Regions from separate parts of the Homo sapiens genome. Here all the other regions are linked to region 2. A link is a contact called in ENCODE Hi-C or POLR2A ChIA-PET data. All regions are on one chromosome and are shown on one strand. The core of a region is the stretch at or near the end of the contact, and the rest is flanking DNA. Distances in the headings are between cores, read along the strand shown. Region 1 holds the start of BLNK (B cell linker). Region 2 overlaps PDLIM1 (PDZ and LIM domain 1). Region 3 has its middle 14 kb from the start of DNTT.

Region 1 (4,279 bases), core at 1,093-3,592, 1.0 Mb after region 2:
ATTTTGGTTTTCTATCCCATAATCTATGGTTGTATATTGCCCATCAACTACTCTGTGATCAAGCTGGACTTTGTCCCAAAGGGAGGAATCATAAAATGATTTAAGTTCTAGCACCTTTACTTAAATTCCCACCTGGATTCCCTGAAAGAGAATGCATTTCTGTATAGTTCTACATTATGGAATATGTCTGAAAACAAAAAAAAAAAAACATTTGGAATCCTCCTGTTCATTCAGAGGAAGGTGCCTAGTTAGTTTCTTTGCCATGTCTTTCTGCCCTCTCTTTCCCTCTTCCTTCTCACTGCCATGTCCCAAGTCCAGGCCTACAACCCTGGATGCTTGGGTTACTTAAGCGCTCCTCCCTCCCACCAGATCCCTGCCTCCAGTGTCCCTCCCACTCCAACGCATCCTACCAGGCTCCTTTAAGCCTACTGTCATGACATTGCTAACAGCTAACAGCATAACCTGTTCTCCAACTCCCTATGGTCAGGGCACTCACCATCCTTTGCAACCTGGACCCACCTTATTTGTCCAATCATACCAGGACCTTCAGGTCCCACATTCCCTACTCTTTAGTTTCTGCTGGACAGAAAACTCTCCTCACTATCCCACAAATGGACCGTACTTGTGTTAAGCTTTGAGTGACAGCCTCTGTATTTCCTCCCTCCCAGCACATAACATGTTTCCTCCAATTCTCCAGTATTTTATAATTTTACCCACCTCTCAAAGCCTACCTCTTAAAAGTATCTTCTCTATGAAACCTCCTCCTGCTACTCTAAGTCTCTTCTTACATTCCTTCTGTCGCTTACAGCTTCCATTGTATCACCCCCGCCCCTCATGAGGGTGTAGCTATTTGAGACCAAGGGCAAGAATGAGGTGCCTTCTTGTCCCGTCAGTGCTGATCACACAGCAGCACTCAACAGCATGTTCTTGAAATGGTTGAACACAGCTGATGTTGCCTACTGATCCCAGATCATTGATGCATTTCACATTACCTTTTACCAAGCACCTCCTAGGCATAAGACCTGTATTCTACTGTGAAGGGTTGTCCCTCTGCCAATCCAGACTTTCTCTTAAATATTGTCTCAAAAGCTTCAATTCTCTGGCTCATTGTTATCTGTGATTACTTGTCTGCTACATGTGTCACATCACCCCCTGAACATTTGGCTAAGTTCTAATATGTAGTCAGAATAGAAAACACTCCCTGAACAGAGGGGAACATCACACACCGGGGCCTGTCAAGGTGGGGGACTAGGGGAGGGAGAGAATTAGGAGAAATACCTAATGTAGATGACAGGTCGATGGGTGCAGCAAACCACCATGGGATGTGTATACCTATGTAACAAACCTGCACCTTCTGCACATGTACCCCAGAACTTAAAAGTATAATAAAAAAAAAAAACTGTTAAAAAATGTGAAAAAAAAACTGCACTCCCAGAACTTTAAAAGTTCCAGTCTCTGAAAGCCATGATGCCATTACAATGAGACAAAAAGAAGACCTTCAAAAGCAAAATTTGGGGAAGTTGTCTTTTCCATAGCTCCTTGACTCACGCCCATGGGGCCGCTTCTGGTTTATTCTTTTTGAGAGGCTTGTTATGGATATTGTTACATTGACATGAGGGCATTGGAAAGACAGATCTAATCCCCCCAAACACACTTGTCATATACACCCACAAAATAAATGAGACAATAAAACAATGAATAACAAATGATTACAGCTATCCTTAAAATTAAATAGTAACCTGCAATAAAATGGGTGAGGACTCAGTTTAGAGAAACCCTTCCTTAGAAAAGTTGGTTGCATTCAGATTCTAAAAGTTGACCTTCAGTAGAATCTAAGCCCTTGGCATTTGTTTTATTATCTTTCCAGAGCTTTACACTTTATTGTAAGAGGCAGCTAAAGCAAGTCTCTCTTGTTCCTACACATTTCTTTAAGAACTCAGTTCACTTCCCTATAGCAAGTGCCACCCAATGCTTTCCCTAAAAGCTCAGTCCACTTCCCTATAGTAAGTGCCACCCACTGGAAACTAGCAAAGCATTCCAGGATTTCAGTATTTCTGAGATGCCATAAGAGCACTGGGGGGAAAAAAAGGAGATGAAGAAGGGTATTGGGTGGGGAAAATCTTACCTCAACTTCTGACTGGCGGGGACGGTTATTTTATTAAGCTTGTCCATTCTGTTTGGTAATTGTAAGAGACACGAATAACTGTCCAGTGGTCACGTCAGCAGTTCCTGGCCCTCCTAGGGAGCAGCATGGTAAGCCTCTGGTCTCAAGGGTTCCGGCCACTCAAGTCTGATTTCTGAGAGTGCAGGCTGCTGGCAAACACCCCTGCTCTAGGGAGAAGTAAAACTTGCCCGAGCACATAGTCAAGTTTCATGTTTCTACATAATCATGTGATCTGGATAGCCAGCCAGCTTGGTGATTACTCCACTTTGTGTAAACTTTAATAATGAAACCTATTGGGCAGGCAAATTTCTTTCCAGCTGCTTTCTTTTACAATCAGATTTGTAACCAGGTTAGGACAAGTTTCTGGCTGGTCACTACTTCCTGTTTGTCCCAAACACATATAGTCTGTTTCCAGCAGGTGCATGCTATAACTGGGAACTTCCTGGGCTCAAGGAAAAGCAGAGTAATCAAGTCCATCTGAACCTCTCTTGGAGACTTTCTGCTTATTTGCATAAAGTTATGGATAAGCTTTTTCTACTTATAGAACCATTATATAAAAATGGCATTTTTGTGCTTTTTCCTACCCCCCGATGCGGGCAATACGTTTAAAAATAAATATCAGGTTGTCAGTGGCATGGTGGTAACAGTTTACTCAGAGAATTAGAGTATCTCTTTTTCTGGAGCTCTATTTAAAATGGGATGGGCAATTCTCTGTTCATCTGGGGGTAGGGATGGATGACTCAGGAAAGGGGAGATGAACTCTATCGTCAGATGTGCAGCCTCCTTATTGCCTGATAGAGTCAGGAGTTACCTCGCCGATAGCCAGATGCTTTCAAACAAACCAGGATGTACCCAAAAGTCAGATGAGAACAAATCTAACAGTTTCACAACAATGCAATTCCTACATCAGGCCATTCTGAAGTCCTAAAAGCAGAATGCCATTCCCCTCCTTGCATTTGCCTCTTTCTGTCCTGTCCACCACTTGCTCATCACACCCAGTGACACGCCAGACACGAGGCCATCTCAAGGTCAGACAGGTGGGGTGAGGCTGGGAGGAGGGAGCCATACCTGTAGGGGCTGAACCTATTCAGAGAACTCTACTTCCCTCCTGGAAGACTTTATATTTCCTTCTGCCTAATCTGAAAAATGCTGATTTACCTGTTGTTTAAAGAGCAGCCCGCAGTCCAGGGTCAAGGAGGAAGAAAATGGGAGGGAAGTGACCTTTTGTACCTGGACACACTTTTCTGCAGCCATTGAGAATGCCCTGCTCACCCTTGTGGAATAAAGTACACGTTTCCAACATTTATCAAGGGAACCAGTCTTCTCCTGGGTCAGAATACACAGCAGGACAAAGTAAAGAGCTCTCAGTTACCTCTCCTGTTGCAGACCCAAGATCTGGCTGAAGACAGTGGGGAAAGAGGAGAAGACAGAAGAGGAGAAGGAGGTGGAGGAAGAGGAGGAGGAGGAGGAGGAAGAAGCGGAGGAGGAGGAGGAAGAAGAAGCGGAGGAGGAGGAGACAGAGGAGGAGGGGGAGAAGGAACAGCGGCAGTGGTAGAGGTGGAAACCGTGGATGGATTTCTTCCCTCCTGTGCCTCTTCTTTGCACAAATGGATGTTCTGTCTTTTTCCAGGTAACCTTGATTATTCACATTCATCACTGCCTATGAATTTCTGGTTTGACCAGATGTTTAGGAGCAGAATCTTCAGAGCTGTTGAAGGGTGGGGCCCTTCTGCTTGGCCAGGACACTGACTTGGCCAGGCCAGCAAGAGAGCAGACAATGTTGCATGAGAAAAATGCAAGTGCTTGTCTCCTGCCATCATTCATTTTCCCCAATCTGGCTGCTCAATTTTCTTGCAGTGCATCCTGAAGGAGCTCTAGACCCTGCCTCCTCCTCTCCCATAGTTCCTAACTGAAAGAAACAAGTAGACTAGGATGGTAAAGGCACATACAATGTCATCAAAGATCAGGAAATTCAGGCTTCACTGAATGAAATGATAATAGTCAGCTCGTTCTTTCTGAATTATTGTAAAATGCACCCCATAAGTCACTTGACTTTTCTCTCCACCAACAACTTTGCTCAACACCTGGCTGACAACTTCATATTTCCCCAGAGAA
Region 2 (4,158 bases), core at 1,419-3,918:
CCTCTCATCTCATGAGGGATTGCTCTGGAAGATGCCTGACCTTCTGACCTAATGAGAATGAGAGAACCCAAATCATGATGGGCAGTTCTGCCACCTGATGTCCCATGGTCAGGGGCTTTGTCTCTATCCAAGCTGTGGAAGAATGCCAGGAGTTATTTTATGAAAAGCATAAAGTTCTGTACTGCAGATGGCAGTCTTGTTCTAGAACCCAAGGGGCTTGGGTTTTTATTCTCCCACTGGTGTACCATCTTGAAAACTCTGACATCATAGGGTCTCCTAGATCACATGAACCAAGCACAGAGCCACTTCCACTATAGCCTGCACCTGCTGCAGATCACTTTTCTGCTCTGGGCCAGATCAAAGCTGGCAGCCTTGAAGGGAAACAGAAATCCAAGATGTCTTTGTTTTAAGGTGTGTTTAAAGTTGTGTTGTCCAATACAGTAGCCACTACCCCCATGTGTCTACTGAGCACTTGAAATGTGGCTTGTGACAAATGTTGAAATGATAATACTTTGGATATATAGTATTATATAAAATGTATTATTGGCCGGGCACGGTGGCTCACACCTGTAATGTCAGCACTCTGGGAGGCTGAGGTGGGCTGATCGCTTGAGCCCAGGAGCTCAAGATCACCCTGGACAACATAGCAAAACCCCACCTCTATTAAAAAATATAAAAATTAGCCAGGCACGGCGACTTGTGCCTGTAGTCCCAACTACTCAGGGGACTGAGGTGGGAAGATCACTTGAGACCAGGAGGTCGAGGAAGCCATGATTGTGCCACTGCACTCCAGCCTGGGTGACAGAGCAAGACCTTGTCTCAAAAAATATAAAAAAGAAAGTATTACTGGCCGGGCGTGGTGGCTCACACTTGTAATCCCAGCACTTTGGGAGGCCGAGGTGAGTGGATCACAAGGTCAGGAGTTCGAGACCAGCCTGGCCAACACAGTGAAACCCCTTCTCTACTAAAAATACAAAAATTAGCTAGGCATGGTGGTGCGCGCCTGTAATCCCAGCTACTTGGGAGACTGAGGCAGGCGAATGGCTTGAACCTGGGAGGTGGAGGTTGCAGTGAGCCAAGATTGTGCCACTGCACTCCAGCCTGGACGACAGAGCTAGACTCTGTCTCAAAAAAAAAAAAAGGTATTATTACAATTAATTTTACCTGCTTTTTTTGTCTTTTCACATTGCTACTAGAGAATTTTAAATTACATTCATGCGTTGCATCATACTTCTATTGGACAGCGATGAAGCAGCAATCACCCATTTACAGATTTACCAAGCTTGTGGACTATCTGCCACTAGCAAGGTACTGAGCTGAGTGCCGAGGAGAAAAGGCTGAAAAAGACAAAGGATCAGCTCTCATGCAAGGCTTCTTTCCTTTCACGAGATGAGTGATTAGTGTCTTGTGTGATGCATGCCAAGAAGGTGTCCCCTGGGTATGGAAGCATAGGAGAGTGGCATCCAAGTCATGCTGGGCAGTCAGGAAGCCTGTCTGGAGGAGGAGGTGGCTCAATCTCGAAAGACAACAGAAATTTATTAAATGTTAAAAGTAATCAAGGGGTGCAGGAAGAGCATACCAAGTCAGAGAAAACAGCTTGATCACAGTCTGCATGACTCTGGCTGAGTTTTTCCTCTTCAAGAAATTTTCTGAAAGCTTAGTAATTAAAGATGGCTACAGAGTTAGACTGTTCCTTCCAATCTTTTCATTTTAGAGGAAGCATGAAAGAGAAACAATCAGATAAATATGGTAGGCATGAAGCACAAAAAATAGGCCAAATCTCAAATTGCTCTCAGCAGTAATTTTTTTTTTTTTTTTTTTTTTTTTTTTTGAGACGTAGTCTCACTCTGTCACCCAGGCTGGAGTGCAGTGACACAATCTCAGCTCACTGCAACCTCTACCTCCCAGGTTCAAGTGATTCTCCTGCCTCAGCCTCCAGAGTAGCTGGAACTGCAGGCATGCACCACTATGCCCAGCGAACTTTTGTATTTTTAGTAGAGACAGGGTTTCACCATGTTGGCCAGGCTGGTCTGAAACTCCTTACCTCAAGTGATCCACCCACTTCAGCCTCCCAAAGTGCTGGGATTACAGGCATGGGCCACCACGCCCGGCAGAGCAGTAAATATTTGTATGTGCCAAATACTGGGGGCAAAAGGGAAGGGCTTCTTTGCCACATAACACAACTGGCACTTAGGGGTGGTAATGCTGACATTCTGTTTCATTCAGTCAGGAAATGAACTCCTCATACAGGCTATATTGAATAGTAATAATGGTCACCTGAAGCTGTTGGTGTTTGGCCTCCCCTGGAAGCAAGATATCTGTATGAAAGACCCACACCTAAGAAGTAATACTGACAAATGTCAGACATTTGATTGGCACATTATCTGAGGAGAGGGATTAGAGAAAGTTCTAAGTATCCATGACTCATCTATTCCTTACAATCAAAATCCAAATCATGACTGTTAATGTCTTTGTAAATGAGTCAGACCTGCTGTGGTTCAGAGACTTTTCATTTTATGTTGATTTCTAAGAATTGCATAGTTTAAGCCACCTTGACTTTTATAAGCGTAGAAACAGATGGGGTTTAAAGTAAGAACTCATTAACTGCCAAAAAATAAAAAAAAGAAATCGAGAGCTTTAACATGACATGATTTTCTGCCTGAACAGTTTCAGTTCTGCTTGTTGTGGCACTACAACAGCTCACGTGCATGAACTGTCCATCGTACATTCTGGCTTCAGAGTCTGTGGTATGAAATCCTGGTACTGATTACAATTCTTACTATTAGAGTATGTACCATGTTAGTGCATTCATAATGAAAGGTCATGAACTATTACCAAGGGTGGTGAGCACTGCTCAAGAATAGATGGTTGCTCCTTTGGAGGAAAGAGGGTTGCTTGGAGTACCCTGTCCGCCTCTCATAACAATCACTTAGTCTCAGTGTCTGGAGGGATGGGGGCACCACTGAGCCCATGAGGGATTAGTCACCAGGAGATAAACTGTGGTGACCTCAGATCTTGACTCAGGACTCGTTCTTAGCAGCCAGGGTCCTCAGTCTCCTCTGTGAGGAGGACACAGTGGCCATGTCCTGGGCTCTCTGCTGCTGCTGGACACTTTCCTGAGGTTGCTGCCCTTCATGAAGGGGAGCAGCTGTGATGTCAGCAACCAGCCTGAAGAGGGACTTACTAGGGAATGTTTCCAAGCCAACTGCTAATGCTCCCACCTATTATTTGGGAAGCATTCATTTCCTCAGATAAGCCTCAGAACAGCCCAATGCAAAGAAAACTTGATTTCATTAAAACAGAGCTAGGGGCCGGGCGCGGTGGCTCACGACTGTAATCCCAGCACTTTGGGAGGCCAAGGCGGGCGGATCACGAGGTCAGGAGATCAAGACCATGCTGGCTAATGTGGTGAAACCCCGTCTCTACTAAAAATACAAAAAAATTAGCCGGGCGTGGTGGCAGGTGCCTGTAATCCCAGCTACTCCGGAAGCTGAGGCAGGAGGATGGCGTGAACCCAGGAGGTGGAGCTTGCAGTGAGCCGAGATAGCGCCACTGCACTTCAGCCTGGGCGACATAGCGAGACTCCGTCTCCAAAAACAAAAAAAAAACAGAGCTAGGTATCTTATATTAGCTTTACAGAAAGAGGATTTCAAGCAAGCTTCGAAGAAATGTAAGAACAGAGCTTGTTAAGATGCAAGTTGCGGGGGAAAGGCCAGTAAATCTGAGAGAAACAAGAAACCCAAAACAAGAAGACAGGCCTCAGAAATCTCATCAGGCTTGAGTAGGAAATGGGACACATAATCAGATAACAGACACCACACTGCTTTGTAGTCTATACATTTATTGAGTAAAAACAAAATCAGTGTCAGACACGTTATATTTGATTGGGTTCAAATTTGGCTGATGTCCAAATGCAGCAGAGAAGAACGGTGGGGCGAAGGGACACAGTGTTGCTGACAAGGTGACACTGAACAAAACAGTTTTCCTTTAATTGTAAAAGCGGGCATCGCACAGCTGGTGTGAGTCAATTAACCAAGGCAGGGAGGGGACTCAATGTTTTACAAGCAGAGGGAAAACCAAAGTAAGCAGAGAACTTTCAAGAGAGGAGAGGGCCAGAACACTGAGAGAAAAAGCTGCAGCAGAGGCCTGCTGGAGAAC
Region 3 (4,100 bases), core at 1,532-4,031, 1.1 Mb after region 2:
TTTAGTGGAGAAAGATATATTTGCACCATATAAGAAAAGAGGTTAACTTATTTTTAAAACTTTATTATTACAGATTAAGGCAAGCCTGCAACCATAGGGAAAGTTCAAAGATCAAAACCTCCTGCACAGCTTGGTTTTACTTTGAGTCCAGCGACCCAAAGAGATCTCCACGATGAGGTTTCTAGTCTCTTTCAAAGCAAGCCCAGATGAACAAAAATTTTAAAAGCATGCTGTGAAGATAGTACATAAACTGTGTCCCCGATAAATCAGTATCAGGGTGACCCCATCAGAAGGAGTGACCATGCAAATTGCTTTTTTGCATCAAAAGAAGACGACAGGGCTTAGTGCTTGATTCATTTCAATCTCCCACTCCTTGATTCCTCTCTGTTTCTTTTCTATACCCTTGACTGATCTTCTGTTCTCAGTCTTTTCGTTTCTCTCTCACTTCCTCTAACAGCAGGATATGATATAGTGAGAATTAATACTCCCAAACAAAAAAAATTAACTATAGTTTTTTTTATCCTTTCAAAACAAAACCATTTCTTTACTGCTGTTCTTTCAAGATTCATGATGTTTGTGTATACTGGCATGATGAAGCATTTTTCCCTGTATGCATTGGTATATGATTTTTCTATATCCCTGAATGGTAGGTATTTTAATAATACTGATAACTATCAAATTTTTTAAAACTTGCTTGTGGCCAGGCATGGTGGCTCACGCCTGTAATCCCAGCACTTTGGGAGGCCGAGGTGGGTGGATCACCTGAGGTTGGGAGTTCGAGACCAGCCTGGCCAACATGATGAAACCACATCTTTACTAAAAATACAAAAAATAAGCCGGGCCTGGTGGCAGGCGCCTGTAATCCCAGCTACTCGGGAGGCTGAGGCAGGAGAATCACTTGAACCCAGGAGGCAGAGGTTGCAGTGAGCCGAGATCAGGCCACTGCACTCCACAGCGAAACTTCATCTCTAAATAAATTAATTAATTAAATTAAATTAAAACATAAAAACTTGCTTGTGTTTTTGAACAAAGTCCAATATTTCATGGAGAGCAGGACTGGCTATGTATGTTGTGAGATCCAGTGCAAAATGAAGATGTGAGTCCCCTTCTTCAAATTGTGAGACAAGGTGAGAGTCTTCTGAATGTAGGGCCCTCTGTGACTGCACAGGTCCAGGTCCATGGAGCGGGCTCTGTGGGTGGGTTTTTATTCATGAGAGCACACACACACGGACACACGTACAATTCTCTAGACTAGTATAGAATTAACCAAAATTCACCATGAAAATTAAATCACGTGACCCCCATCAAAAAGGCCAAAGTATCCTGTGCTGGTTTCCAGTATACTTCTTGAGAATTCACTTACCATCATTGACAGAGAGAAAATATTGTTGTAATTCGTTACAGCACCAGGACCAACTGATGAGTGGGATGTTTTGGGTAACTTGTTTCCAAATTTTTAAAACTTAATAAGCATACGCAAAATGTGCTCGACAGAAAAGGAATTTTAGAGCCACCTTTCCCTCAGGGCTGGGAGCATTTGTAATACTGCGTGTGGAGGGCTCCAGCGCAGGGAACCATGATTGACAGCAGCCACCATGTGATGGATGGATGACCAGATTGATGTATTGATAAGGCCAGGCTTGCAGAAGAGAACTCTGAAGAGCAGGTTTTTCTGGTTCCAACAAATTAAATCACAGTCACATTTTTCTTCAATTAGTGACCCATATCTGTTTTCACTTTCTCCCAATCCTTCTGCTGGTCCCATGGATGCCCCCTCCCCCTTAAGCCCCCACTCATTGTCCCCACCCCTTGTCACCTGGACATTTTTCCTTCCCCTGTGATAATGGAGTCATCATCCCATGTCCTTTCTTGCAAACTTGACAGGGTATTAGAGGCATCTTCTTCCTCCTAGGCTTCTGTTGCCTTTGAAGTGAGGTAGAGCATTTGTCTATGGGATGGGGAAGAGTGAGTGTCCAGATTCCAGTTGCACCTCTCGATTGCAGACAATTTCTACTGCATCTCCCAAGGGCAAACACAAGTCACCATCATGAATTTACACTTTGTTCTCAATTGCCCACTCCAACCTCCTATCTAGAGTCACATAAGCATGAGAAATGAATGTTGTCTCATTCAATCTTTATAATCCCTTGGGCACAGATGAGAAAAAGGCTTTGGAGAGGTTAAATAACTATTAATAAGAAGAGGGATTGTGATTCGATCACTGCATTAACTGACTCTCACCATTCTTCTGTACTGTCCACAAAACTTTGCTATAAATTATAAAACAAAAGTTTAACTAGATAATCATTATATATACAAGATTCTAAATAAGCTAATTCACTCTCCCTATGGTTTCCTATTTTCTACCTCCTTCCAGATCATTCTTCCAGGTGCGGCCTCAGCTCCCTCTCCCTCGAAACCCAGTGGATGATTCTAACTTCCCGGTCACCTCTTCCTTTCCTACCAACCCCCCACTGCCACTCAGAAGCTGTCAGAAAACACATTTAAGCAAACTAAAAATAGCAAACCCAGAATACTCCCCAGCAAGGAGAAAGAAGCTAATCATCTTCAAAGAAGCTGAAAGGATTTCAAGAATGGTGAAACATTCACAAATATAGAATTGTGTTGTATAAGTTAACTGGCAATGCTGTACCACCTTGTAAAAATTCAGATAACAGCTCATGTGCCTGTAGTCCTGTACAGTTTATAAAGCACCAATGCACTTTAACTGCACAGCATATTATGGCATAGATGCCATTATTAGGTCCATTTTTACAGAGGCGAAAGCTGAGGCACACAGCAGTTGCATGACTTCCCCACAATTAGTCAATATGAGAAGTGAAGTCAGGTTTTCTAACTTAAGAGCCTGTGTTGTTTCCACTCTCCCACACAGCTATTTGTTGAATTAAATTTTCAGATCAATGCACTTTTATTTCTTCTTTTTCCAAATAACAACAGATACAATTCAGAAAGAGCTAAGAGCCTCATCTAACATTCTGCAGCTTAGACCTCCTCCTGCTGCCAAATTTAGAAGTCATGGACCTTCGTGTATTCTTTCAAAAGTTAACTAGGTTTTAAATAAGTGGAGAAAATATGGATTATTTAATAAAAGAATCTAGGACAAGTAGGAAGCTACTTGGGGGAAGAGAAACTTGGATCCAATACCTCACTTGTTACACAAAAATAAATTCCAGTGGATTAAAGATTTAAATGTGAAAATAAATCCCTAAAAAACCTAGAAGAGAACATCATTCCCATCCCTCACCATCCCACTCCACCCCATCCCACCCGCTGCTGCTTAGGGTTTAGAATCTCTGAGTGGGAAAGGGCTAAGTATGACACAAACAGAGAAGCCATAAAGAATAAGATTGATATATTTGACTACATTTAAAAGATCTGCATGTTTAAAAGTCACCACCATTAACCAAGTCAGAAGTCAGAAAACAAATCGGGGGAAGTATTTGAAACCTATACTCAGGAAGAAGACTAATTTTGTCATATATAAGCAAATCACACAAATAAATAAGGAAACACACACACCCAATAAAACATAAGCAAAAGATAGAAAGGATGGTTTATAGAAATACTCGTAGCCCTTAAATAGATGAAAAGATGCACAACCTCACTCATATTGAAGAAAAAGCAAATGAAAACTCCACTGGGATAGCTTCTTCTACATTTCATATTTGCAAGCAACCCAAAGTTTGAGAGTACACCATGTGTGATGAGCGTGAGACAACGGGCCCATCACCTCTCCGGTGTGTAATCTGAGTGTAAACTGGTACATTGTCAATGGAGAGCAATTTGCAGATTGGCAATAGCTATACAAATTTAAATGCACATATAGAGGATTTAAGCAAATTATCTGTCATCAAAATGCCATCAAGTGTAAATGATAGAACTTGGATTTGACTCCAAACCCCATGCTATTGGCACAGTCCAGAGCTGGAAGACTACACAACCAGAGCAGCCTCTATCTACACATTAAACAGCTATTTAATATGTACCTATGAATGCAAGTAACATTTTCCATTTTTAATATTTAAATTTTCCTATAGATTTAGGGGGTGTAAGTGTTGTTTTGTTACATGGATATAATA

Evidence for each region. A loop is a pair of places that touch in the nucleus more often than their neighbours do. ChIA-PET counts read pairs that join two places held with the same protein, here RNA polymerase II (POLR2A). Pooled maps may share reads with other maps.
Region 1: a loop to region 2 is called in a map with no recorded cell type, with 15 times the contacts of the local background. The contact joins the promoter of BLNK here to the enhancer-like site in region 2. A Hi-C loop is called at or near these places in 5 of 37 single-sample maps with no recorded cell type and 4 of 50 pooled maps. POLR2A ChIA-PET finds 5 or more read pairs at or near these places in 1 of 52 experiments (WTC11).
Region 3: a map with no recorded cell type shows a loop between it and region 2 (9-fold over the local background). The contact joins two enhancer-like sites. A Hi-C loop is called at or near these places in 3 of 37 single-sample maps with no recorded cell type and 5 of 50 pooled maps. POLR2A ChIA-PET finds 5 or more read pairs at or near these places in 1 of 52 experiments (WTC11).

The regions. Positions count from the first base shown.
Region 1 is chr10:96,269,227-96,273,505 of GRCh38, forward strand. It overlaps BLNK (B cell linker), which reads right to left and starts at 2,343. Exons shown (of 17, transcript NM_013314.4): 1 at 2,126-2,343. The coding sequence starts at 2,172. RefSeq lists enhancers at 1,089-1,208, 1,239-1,288, 3,398-3,497, 3,984-4,033, 4,164-4,223.
Region 2 is chr10:95,233,748-95,237,905 of GRCh38, forward strand. PDLIM1 (PDZ and LIM domain 1) reads right to left here. Exons shown (of 7, transcript NM_020992.4): 7 at 3,825-4,158. Among named protein-coding and RNA genes, the nearest start is that of ACSM6, 42 kb to the left of the region's middle. Within about 2 kb of position 2,669, at least 7 of the 41 ENCODE cell types and tissues checked have a DNase peak (open chromatin) inside an H3K27ac peak, as active enhancers do.
Region 3 is chr10:96,288,111-96,292,210 of GRCh38, forward strand. No RefSeq gene overlaps it. Among named protein-coding and RNA genes, the nearest start is that of DNTT, 14 kb to the right of the region's middle. RefSeq lists an enhancer at 97-266. Within about 2 kb of position 2,782, at least 3 of the 41 ENCODE cell types and tissues checked have a DNase peak (open chromatin) inside an H3K27ac peak, as active enhancers do.